2 separate regions of the Homo sapiens genome follow, and region 1 is linked to region 2. A link is a contact called in ENCODE Hi-C or POLR2A ChIA-PET data. All regions are on one chromosome and are shown on one strand. Each heading gives the region's core, a stretch centred on a gene start or an enhancer-like site at or near the end of the contact. The rest is flanking DNA. Distances are from core to core; before and after follow the strand shown. Region 1 overlaps SP2 (Sp2 transcription factor). Region 2 overlaps ARHGAP27 (Rho GTPase activating protein 27).

Region 1 (5,289 bases), core at 106-2,605, 2.5 Mb before region 2:
CTTAATAATCTATATTTGTTGAATAAGTGAATGAATAAATCCTGGAGGCTTTAGAGCAGGAGGGCCTAAAGCGAGTTTAGGAACCAAAGGAGAAAAGCTGCAGATTTGCATATCCTGGCACTAGGTCAGGATCCACTCCACAGCTGGGTTTAGCTGACCCAGACCCTGGTGGAACCCTCAACCCCACCAGTCACCTCACATGTGGGCCAGTGCAGTCCAGTCCTGCTCCTGGCCAAAAACTTCAAAGCGCACGCCTCTCATCACCACACACCAGGTACTACTGCATTTCAATGCTTCTCTCAACTGATATGCATTATTAATGCTTCTCTCCATTGACATGCATTGGCAGAGCCGGGATAGCACCACTGCACTCCAGCCTGGTGACAGAGCGAGACTCTGTCTCAAAAAAAACCAAAACAAAAAACAAAAAAAACAAAGCCAGGCACGGTGGCTCACGCCTGTAATCCTAGCACTTTGGGAGGCTGAGGCGGATGGATCACGAGGTCAAGAGTTGGAGACCATCCTGGCCAACACAGTGAAACCCCGTCTCTTCTAAAAATACAAAATTAGCTGGGTGTGGTGGCACGTGCCTGTAGTCCCAGCTACTCTGGAGGCTGAGACAGGAGAATCGCTTGAACCCGGGAGGCAGAGGTTGCAGTGAGCCAAGATTGCGCCATTGCACTTCAGCCTGGTGACAGAGCGAGACTCCGTCTCAAGAAAAAAAAAAAAAAGATAACGAAGGCACTTGAATTTGAATACCGCCTATCTGTCTCCACCCTTAATTCTTCTTTCCAAAACGTGACTGTCATTTGCTAGTTTGCATCCTGACTGCGTCACATCCCATTGTACTGGAAGGGACTCTGGAAGTGTGTGGGGGTGGGGGCAGCATAGGGTGAAGAGAACCTGATCAAAGCAGGCCCAAGAAACAGCATCAAGTTTTTTTGTCAAAGAATACTGGGCCTCAGAATTTTAGAGAACAGGAGAAAAAAAAGAAGCAAGATATACTTTTTCCCCTAAAGAATCTCTTTATGTGCTTTGGCACATTTATTTGTGAGTCACTCCCCACATTTATCCTGGGCCATGATCAGTGTTTTGTTTTTGTTTGAGATGGAGTCTTGCTCTGTTACCCAGGCTGGGGTGCAGTGGTGCGCTCTCGGCTCACTGCAATCTCCGCCTCCTGGGTTCAAGTGATTCCCGTGCCTCAGCCTCTGCAGTAGCTGGGACTACAGGCGTGTGCCACCACACATGGCTAATTTTTGTATTTTTAGTAGAGATGGGGTTTTGCCATGTTAGCCAGGCTGGTCTCGAACTCCTGACCTTAAGTGATCTGCCTGCCTCAGCCTCCCAAAGTGCTGGGATTACAGGCGTGATCACCCAGCCCGGCCCCAGGCCAGAATCAGCTTCTGAAATGAGTGGTGATTTCATTTCCCCTGAGAAGACAGGGCTGGCTTACCATTTACTTTTTTGGAGGCTGGGAAATGTCTTGGTCTGTTTTCTTCTAGGCTGATCTAAGAAGATTCCTAATTATCAATTGAGAGCAGAGATATTCCACTTCCAATTACATGGCCTGCCTGCTCACTCTTACTTCCTATTCACACTCTCTTGGAGACCACTTTGTGATTCTACCAAATTCTATAGGAGAGGTGACAACCCCAAAGAGAAGGCTCTAGAAAGATGACATTTGGAAATGTGTACGCTAGTGTCTGCTGGCTCCTCCTGAGCCATTTTTACTCTGTGAATGAGATCAAAGGCCACCTAACTGCCTAAATCACCACAAAGGGACAAACTGGTATCTCAGAGCACTCAGCAACAAAAACAAGAAAGCTAAGCCTCTGCACTGCAATGTGGCAGGGCTTCTGGCTAAGTATAGCAAGCAATTCTGATGTGGAGACAAACAGCAGCAATGGGAATGATATGCCAATGAAGGATTCCAACAGTTGGGTCTGCAAGTGTGCTTGTCCTGTGACACAAACGGCCTAGACATCTCAGCACTGCTTGGAGCTGCTCATTGGGGGAGCCTAAGAAACATCAGCCCTTTCACAACCTCTTGCTCCTGAGCAGAGCTCATCTCCCAAGAGCACATCAGCCCGCAGCCCAGTCTGATGAGAAGCACAGTATTCCCCTGTGCCAGTGGCAGCCTCAGAGCATCCTGAAAGAGCGCTTCCTAGACACGCAGTGGAAGCCATGACTTCCCCTAAGCTGCCGGTGCTGCCTCTGAACTCATGTGGAGGTTCTTTTTTCAGTGTCCCCAGAGGCAGCAGAAAAATCCGTTTTCCATTTTGGAATCTATCAAGTAGGACAAATCTGCCACCTGGGAGCATCTCCTCAAGGGCAATCTCTGCTCCCTTTCCTACATGGCCTGACAATACCCTCGAGTTAGAAATGTCCCATGTTGGCTAGGCACAGTGGCTCATGCCTGTAATCCCAGCACTTTGGGAGGCTGAGGTGGGAGGATTGCTTGAGGCCAGGAGTTTTGAGACCAGCCTGACATAGAGAGACTATGCCTCTATTATTTTAAAAAAAGAAATGTCACATATTTTTACCCTCTTCACTCATCTTTCCACCTTGCTCCAATAGATTGCTGACAGAAAAGTGAGACCTCCTCCACCCCAAGGTCTCCTAAGAGAATGCTGCTAGCCAAAAAAAGATCTGCTGATAATTGAGGAAGAGCATCTTTAAAAAGACACTCAACTACATTTCAGAAACATAAAGATCTAAGTGTTGGCTCTACAAGGGAAGAAATAAAGAGAAAGAACTTTTTTTCCTCCTACAACAGGTCTAGACAACGTCATACAAGGAGTTGCACGCATATCCAAAACAAAAGCAAGGCAAAAACAAGCAAAAAAGCAACAAATGCATTCCAAAATGATGTCCATTTATCAGCCCAGAAATGTACTGGATACTGGTTTAGTTCAGCCTGTAGGTGCTGGGAAGAAATTCCGACAAATCCAAGTCAGTTGCAAAAAGGGAAAACTCCAGACATATCACCCAATGAACTTGTAAGAAAGCATATGAGCTTCCCTGAACAGATTTTACTCCAGGTTTGCAGCCCGCAAGATTTAAGATGGGGCCATGAGGTTAAATCTTGTAAACTCAGAAGTGTTCACGCTACTGCATCCCTAAACTCTGTAACTCTCTACATACTCTTTAAAGCAGTGTTTCTCTGCATCTTTCATTCCATAGCCATTGTCCACCTGATCCAAAATATCCTAAGTTTTTCAGTGTTTGGAAGCAGGGTTTCCAATTTTTGTGTATACAGAAAAGGGGGGTGTGTGTGAAAAAATAAGTATTAGAAAAAAAACATGTTATACATATCTATCACAGAAATGAGTGGGCAAGGTTTAGAAGATGGCTGAAACCAAGCCAATACTAAGGTCTACTGGTTGGCTGCAACAAGTTTAAAATGTCTTCATAAGGGCCCTGGTTGGGCAATACTATACTTGCTGACAGTACTTGGGATCTGCCACAGACCTATAGCAAAGGACTGTTCAACTTCTCCAAAAAGCTGGTATTAACCACCAGAAGAAATAAGAAGTTCAAGGCCAAAATATCCAAATGAACCAACCACTCTACTTGCTGAAATGCCATAAAGCTTCTTTACCCCAGACATTTGCCCAAATCTTATAATTTCTTTTCTCCTCTCTGACAGGCCTCTCCAGAGGCCCAAACTTTAATAGAATCTGAGAGAAAAAAGTGGCCAGTCTATCTGCTGTCCAGAGTGATGCCAAACTCTTTCTCCCGGAGCCAGTTCTCCCCGTTGGGCAGTCAGGTGAGGATCCGATTATTAACAAACTCTACTTGGGTCTCCTTGGCAAAGAGTTTCTGGCTTCAGCAGCCTAGCTCAGGGGGGTTCATAATTATGTCAGACTCGCTTTTTTTCTTGTAGTTGCTTTTAACCAAAGAGGTTAAGCCTCTGTACAACCAAGAGGAAGAACTAGAATTAGAAAACTTACCAATCGTCCCAGCCAATGATAATCCATTTCCAACAGGTATTAACGCCTGTTAGAAGCCACTGGAACACTGACATCATCAGCCCAATTGATAGGTTGTCTGATAGATTCGCCCCCTTCATCGCACACAAGAATTTAAAACAAAACAAGACACTGCAGTTATATTCATTATTGCAGACAATGGGTTTCTTTGTGTTAGTAATTGAAATTACTGCTGTGGTCTGGACTCCACCATTATTTCCTTTGCAGCCTGTGAGCCAGCCAACACTCTAAACTTTCTAGCCCTAAAAATTGTATCATCCAGAATACCAACTCAATACAGCCCTCCACTGTGAAACTGAATGCCTTCTGGGGTACAGCATGAAACCGTTTTAGACAGTGCATGCCAGTGCACCTTGAAACAGTGTCCATCTGTAATGAAATCTGTAAACGGGAAACTTGGGCCAATTCATTGTTTAAAGCAGATCTACTGGCTCATACCTTTCTCTAGGAAACAATAAGTGAACAAGAAGTAACCTCAGAAGAAGAAAGAACTTTGGGAGAATGCACTGAGAAAGGCCAGACTGAGTCCCCTTGGATGAAGTTAATTAAGAAACAAACATGACAGGATATTGCAATCAAAACCAAGGAATGCAGTGAGGACAGGTTTCTCAGTTGCCCAGAGGAGAAAACATAGTTCCTTCTGAACTAAAATTAGAAAGCCGCTGGCAAGGAAACATAAGAAGCATGGATAAGAGGCTGAAAACCGTAAGTCAGCAATGGGGATGGAGGTGGGTACAGGAAGAGAGCGAGTATCTATTTTGTTTTATTTCTTCTGTAATTCCTTAAGATTGTTTGCGCCTGAGCTTTGGGACTGCAGTAGTCTCCCCTACGGGGCGTCAAGTAACAGGCTGGGAGCTCTGGCAAGAAGTTCTCAAACTTCTCACAATTCTGCTAAGAGCTTGCAGATATCTAGCTGGAAGATCAAGGATCCAAGTAAAAACATTAAAGGAAGGTTTTTGCCCACTCCCCGGTGAGAGGTCATCTGCCCAGGGAGTGCTCTCGTGTCCTGACACCATCGCCCGACTGGGGATATATCAGTAACCGGGCTGTCGTCGATGCCGAGCAGTGCCCATCTGGTTGGCAGCGTCCGGGTCTCAAGCGTTCCCTCGCCCCTCTCTGTTCTCCGGGGAGCCCTGAATCGCTGGTGGGCATCTACAGTTAAGAGTGCAGGAAGGCCTCTCAGACACGGGGCGAACACAAGGGCTGTTGGCTGCCTCCTCAGAGCCGACCCAGGCATAGTTCGCCCAGGCGGGAGAGCGGCGTTGAAGTGGGTCGGCACCCGTCCGAGGGGTGCCAG
Region 2 (5,257 bases), core at 567-3,066:
GTAGAGACGGGGTTTCTCCATGTTGGTCAGGCTGGTCTCAAACTCTCGACCTCAGGTGATCCGCCTGCCCCAGCCTCCCAAAATACTGGGATTACAGGCATGAGCCACCGCGCCCGGCCAATAATATTTTTAAGAAATGAATACAGGCCGGGCGCGGTGGCTCACGCCTGTAATCCCAGGACTTTGAGAGGCTGAGGCGGGTGAATCACAAGGTCAGGAGTTTGAGACCAGCCTGGCCAAGATTGTGAAACCCTGTCTCTACTAAAAATACAAAAAATTAGCTGAGTGTGGTGGTGGGCGCCTGTGATCCCAGCTACTCTGGAGGCAGAGGCAGAGAATTGCTTGAACCTGGGAGGCAGAGGTTGCAGTGAGTCAAGATTGCGCCACTGTACTCCAGCCTGGGCGACAGAGCTAGACTCCATCTCAAAAAAAAATTAAAAAAAGAATACAGTTACTTATTGCCTAGATTTAACAATAGCAAGGAGCCAACTCCTTGCTGGCTGCTCTACTAGAAAAAAAAAAAAGAGAGAGAGAGAAAAGAGAAAAAACAATATTTGCCGTGTTTATTTTTATTTATTTATTGCTGATGAATTATAAATTCTAGACATCATATTTCACCCCTAAAAACTTCAGCATGAGGCTGGGCGCGGTGGCTCACGCCTGTAATCCCAGCACTTTGGGAGGCTGAGGTGGGCGGATCACGAGGTCAGGAGATTGAGACCATCCTGGCTAACACGGTGAAACCCCGTCTCTACTAAAAAAAAAAAAATACAAAAAAATTAGCTGGGCCTGGTGGCGTGCGCCTGTAGTCCCAGCTACTCGGGAAGCTGAGGCAGGAGAATGGCGTGAACCCGGGAGGCGGAGCCTGCAGTGAGCCGAGATCATGCCACTGCACTCCAGCCTGGGCGACAGAGCCAGACTCCGTCTCAAAAAAACAAAAAACAAACAAAAAAAAAAAACAAAAACTTCAGCATGCATCTCTGAAAAGTAAACACCCTACCATTATTATATCTGAGAAAATTAACAATAATTCCTTAGTGTCATCTATGACCTAAGCCATCGTCAGATTTCTGCCTTATCCTAAAACATCTCTCTCACAGCTGGTTTGTTTGGTTCAGGATCCCGTCCAAGTCCATGCCTTGTATCTGGCTGTCTCTTCAATCTCCCTTGAAGAGCCCTACCCTTTCTTTCTGCCTGGACATTGACTCATTGCCCTGCCTGCAAGGTGTCTATTTGCTTCCTTGCAGCAGTGTTTCCGTCTTCCTCTAACCTTGGTGTTACCTGAGAACTGGTAGGCAGGTCTGCAAGGCTTAGGCTGGTCGGATCAATGGGGCTCAGTGTCAGATGAGGCAAAGCCAGCAGGAGGCAAGGATGATTCTACCTTGAGTGACAGAGGTAGATGTCACTCAGATGCTAAGATCGGGGAAGGAGGAGGGAGAGGACAAATTTGATTTGGGGCACACGGTTTTCGACATGTACAAAGGACATCCAGATGGCAATGGGCTATGTGAGCCTGGAGACTGTGCTGCGAGTTGTTGATCTACAGCCGGTGGGGCTGGGCTCTCCCAAGGCGGTGGAGTGAGAAGCCAGGTGAGACACCAAGCATGAGGCCGTGGCAGAGGAGGTGGAGCCTGGGGCCCAATTGCTGAGCAGTAGCAAAGAAAAAGAAGGAAAACTAGGAGGCCTGGCCTGAGGAAGCCCAAGAAGGAGAGGATTTTAAAGAGCAAACACTGGAGAGAAGTCAGGCCAGAGGAGGACCAGATCTATCATCAAGGAAGTGGTAGAAGGCCTCTAAGCAGTGGGCTGATTGTCTAAGTGAGGGAACAGAGAAGTTGGCTCAAAAAGGAGGAAGGGAAAAAGGAATTAGTTGTTAAAAGGAGATGCAGAGCTGGGTCCAGGGAACAAAACTTTTTTTTTTTTTTTTTTTTTGAGATGGACTCTCTCTCTGTCACCCAGGCTAGAGAGCAATGGTGTGATCTCTACTCACTGCAACCTCTGGGGTTCAAGTGGTTCTCCTGCTTCAGCCTCCCAAGCAGCTGGGACTACAGGCAACTGCCACCACGCCTATTTTTTTTTTTTTTTTTTTTTTGGTATTTTTAGTAGAGATGGGGTTTCACCATGTTGGCCAGCTGGTCTTGAACTCCTGACCTCAAGCGATCCACCTGCTCAGCCTCCAAAGTGCTGGGATTTCAGGCGTGAGCCACTGTGCCCAGTCAACATTTTCTTTTTAAGATGGAGAGACCAATTGGGTGCAGTGGCTCAGGCCTGTAATCCCAGCACTTTGGGAGGCTGAGGTGGGAGGATTTCTTGAGCTCAGGAGATCAAGACCAGCCTGGACAACATAGTCAGACCCTGTCTCTAAAAAAAAAAAAAAAAAAATTAGCCGGGCGTGGTGGTGTGGGCCTGTACTGCCAGCTAGCCAGCTACCTGGGAGGCTGAGGCAGAAGGATTGCTTGAGTCCAAGAAGTCAAAGCTGCAGTGAACCATGATCGTGCCACTGCCCTCCAGCCTGGGTGACAGAGCAAGACGCTGTCTAAAAAAAAAAAAAACCAACATGGAGAGGCCTTGAGTTTGTTGAAATGAGAAAGGGACAAAGGTAGTCAGAAAGGAAGGGTTGGAAATTTGAGGTGAGGCCACTTCCGAGCAAGCGGGAGGCTATGGGGTCCTTCAGGACCGGGCTGAGGAGGTTGGCTTGGACGGCAGGCCCCTGTGCCTTCCACTGGGGGAGGGGGAAGGAATGGTGGGTGCAAACACAGATACGTTTGAGGGGGAGGGCAGAAGGTGATCATTCCTTGGTCTCATTTTCCCACCTCCCTAGTCTGGCTCATCCCTACAGCCTTCGCTGGCTGGGAGGTTCCCTCATGGACCATTTCTTTTTTTTTTTTTGAGATGGAGTCTCGCTCTGTCACCCAGGCTGGAGTGCAATGGTGCGATCTTGGTTCACTGTAACCTCTGCCTCCCAGGTTCAGGCAATTCTCTTGCCTCAGCCTCCCGAGTAGCTGGAATTACAGGCGCACGCCACCACGCCCAGCTAATTTTTGTATTTTTAGTAGAGACAAGGTTTCGCTATGTTGGCCAGGCTGGTCTGAAACTCCTGACCTCAAGTGATCCTCCTGCCTCGGCCTTCCAAAGTGCTGGGATTACAGGCCTGAGCCACCGCACCCAGCCCCTCATGGACCATTTCTGATCCCTCCTGGCCCCAGCAGCCCTGCTGGGTGTCTGCCAGCCTTACTTAGAGCACAAGCGTTGTGAGCCCTGAGGATGCCCCACCCCAGCTCCCACCCCGCCCTGGAGGAGCAGGCCAGGCAAGCAGCCCCATGAGGTCACCCAGAGGCTGGGGACAGAGTCCAGAGCCGAGGGCACCCAATCGAAACCCGAAGTCAGAAAAGCAGAAGTGCAGGCCTGCTTTCCCCCAATCCCCATGGGTGTGGGAACCCAAGGCCCGCTCAGTTCTTTCATAGAACCAGCCCTGTGACGGAGTAGGGTTGACAGCTCTGTTCTACACATGAAGAAACTGAGGCCCAGAAATTCAAGCAGCTGCTCAGCGAGAAGCTGAAGTAGAGTCTAGACAAGAGTCCAAGTCTCTGGTCTCCGGCTCCACTCTTTTTCCCTCTGAATCAATGGAAGCTTCTGCCCCAAGCCCAAGAAAAGGGTCTCACCTGAAACCGTTACATTTGGAATCTCACCCCACATCCATGCAATAAGATTACACTGAGTCAGCCGGGCTGCTCATGCCTGTAATCCCAGCATTTTGGGAGACCAAGGCGGCGGATCACTTGAGGTGAGGAGTTTGAGACCAGCCTGGCCAACACGATGAAACCCCATCTCTACTAAAAGTACAAAAATTAGCTGGGCATGGTGGCAGGCACCTGTAATCCTAGCTACTCAGGAAGCTGAGGCAGGAGAATCACTTGAGCCTGGGAGGCAGAGGTTGCAGTGAGCTGAGATCGAGCCACTGCACCCCAGCCTGGGTGACAGAGTGAGACTCCATTAAAAAAAAAAAAAAAAAAAAAAAAAAAAAAAAAAAAAGATTATACTGAGCCGTGGTGCCACACCTGGGAGGCACAGTCAAATCACCCAAGGAGGCTTAAAATTAAACACTTTCCCCAGGTCCCGGCCCAAACCACTTCCATCAGAATCTCAGAGGGCTGAGCTAGGCACAGTTCCCCAAAGCCTACTGAGGCCTGAGGCCCAGGATCCTGTGGGGTCACCCCCAGCTCCTCCGATCCTGCCCCTGGACATGTAGCTCTGGGCCAGGCCGGGATGGTTAAAGGGAGACCCAGTTTCTGTCCTGGAGAACATGTGTTTGGGGGAGGGACCTGTCGTGTGGACATGACTGAGCTCCTTGAGGCAAAGATCACCATTCCTTCTGGCTCTCCCTCCACCTGGCTTGGGTGGCACAGAGCAGACTCACTGAGTCAACAAAGGACACCATGTCCCCTCGCCAGCCCCTGAGCCAGTTCCTGGGCCAAGTCCTGGTTTGGAGGCGTTCATTTTGCCTCTAGCCCCAGAGGACTGGGTCTTCCTAGTGCACCTGCTCCTGCCCCAGCACTTCCTATGAGGGTTTGGGAGGGAAGAGTGAGGTCAGAGTGGGGAAAGGAGGGGTGTTGTGCAGCTGGTTTGTTCTAGAACCTCTCCTGACCCTCCCCCTTGTGCCTCTCAGAGGCATGAGGGTGTGGTGGAGGGAGGTGGACCCCTCTGGGGAGCCACTGTGGTCATCACCTCCTCTCACTGGGGGGAGGGAATCCGAGACAGGGCCTGAGAGCCAACTTCTGTGGCCAAGAGCAGGCAGGAACTGTGTGAGTTTGTTCACTCCCTATAGTTTGGGGCTGGAGCCCCCTGGGAGACCCCCATCATGGGGGCCCAGCTTCCTACTGGGGAAGAGAAGCAGGTGAGATGCCAGGTGAGTTGCTGGCTGCCCATTCTGCAGTCCCAGCCCTGACACTGACACTCCTGGCTCTGCCATAGGGAGTCCCTGCCCCCCATGCTACCTGCAGGGCAATGCTGAGGGCCTGAGTTCCACACCTGTCCTCTTCTCTCCCCTCTCCACCCAGCTCCTCCCTGGTGGCTCAGAGTTTCTGGCCTCTCTGGAATTTACAGAGGCTATTCCTGTCTCTGAGGCCTGGTTGCATAACCCTTGGTGACCTGTCATATGCACGCACACGTGTGTAGTGTGTGTGTGTGTGTGTGTGTGTGAGTCCTCATCCCTGGCCTCAGGGTGGGGACAGAGAGATGGGTCAGGTGTGTGATAAGCATG

Evidence for each region. A loop is a pair of places that touch in the nucleus more often than their neighbours do. ChIA-PET counts read pairs that join two places held with the same protein, here RNA polymerase II (POLR2A).
Region 1: a loop to region 2 is called in a map of sciatic nerve, with 24 times the contacts of the local background. The contact joins two enhancer-like sites. A Hi-C loop is called at or near these places in 1 of 168 maps with a recorded cell type or tissue (sciatic nerve). POLR2A ChIA-PET finds 5 or more read pairs at or near these places in 1 of 52 experiments (BJ).

The regions. Positions count from the first base shown.
Region 1 is chr17:47,896,592-47,901,880 of GRCh38, reverse strand. All of the region lies in intron 1 of SP2 (Sp2 transcription factor), which reads right to left. It overlaps SP2-AS1 (SP2 antisense RNA 1), which reads left to right. Exons shown (of 3, transcript NR_103857.1): 3 at 2,578-3,495. Among named protein-coding and RNA genes, the nearest start is that of SP2, 3.0 kb to the right of the region's middle. RefSeq lists enhancers at 285-788, 1,293-1,797 and a silencer at 5,146-5,289. Within about 2 kb of position 1,355, at least 3 of the 41 ENCODE cell types and tissues checked have a DNase peak (open chromatin) inside an H3K27ac peak, as active enhancers do.
Region 2 is chr17:45,411,735-45,416,991 of GRCh38, reverse strand. The region is part of intron 4 of ARHGAP27 (Rho GTPase activating protein 27); the gene reads left to right. Among named protein-coding and RNA genes, the nearest start is that of ARHGAP27, 19 kb to the left of the region's middle. RefSeq lists a silencer at 4,836-5,023 and an enhancer at 4,866-5,257. Within about 2 kb of position 1,816, at least 4 of the 41 ENCODE cell types and tissues checked have a DNase peak (open chromatin) inside an H3K27ac peak, as active enhancers do.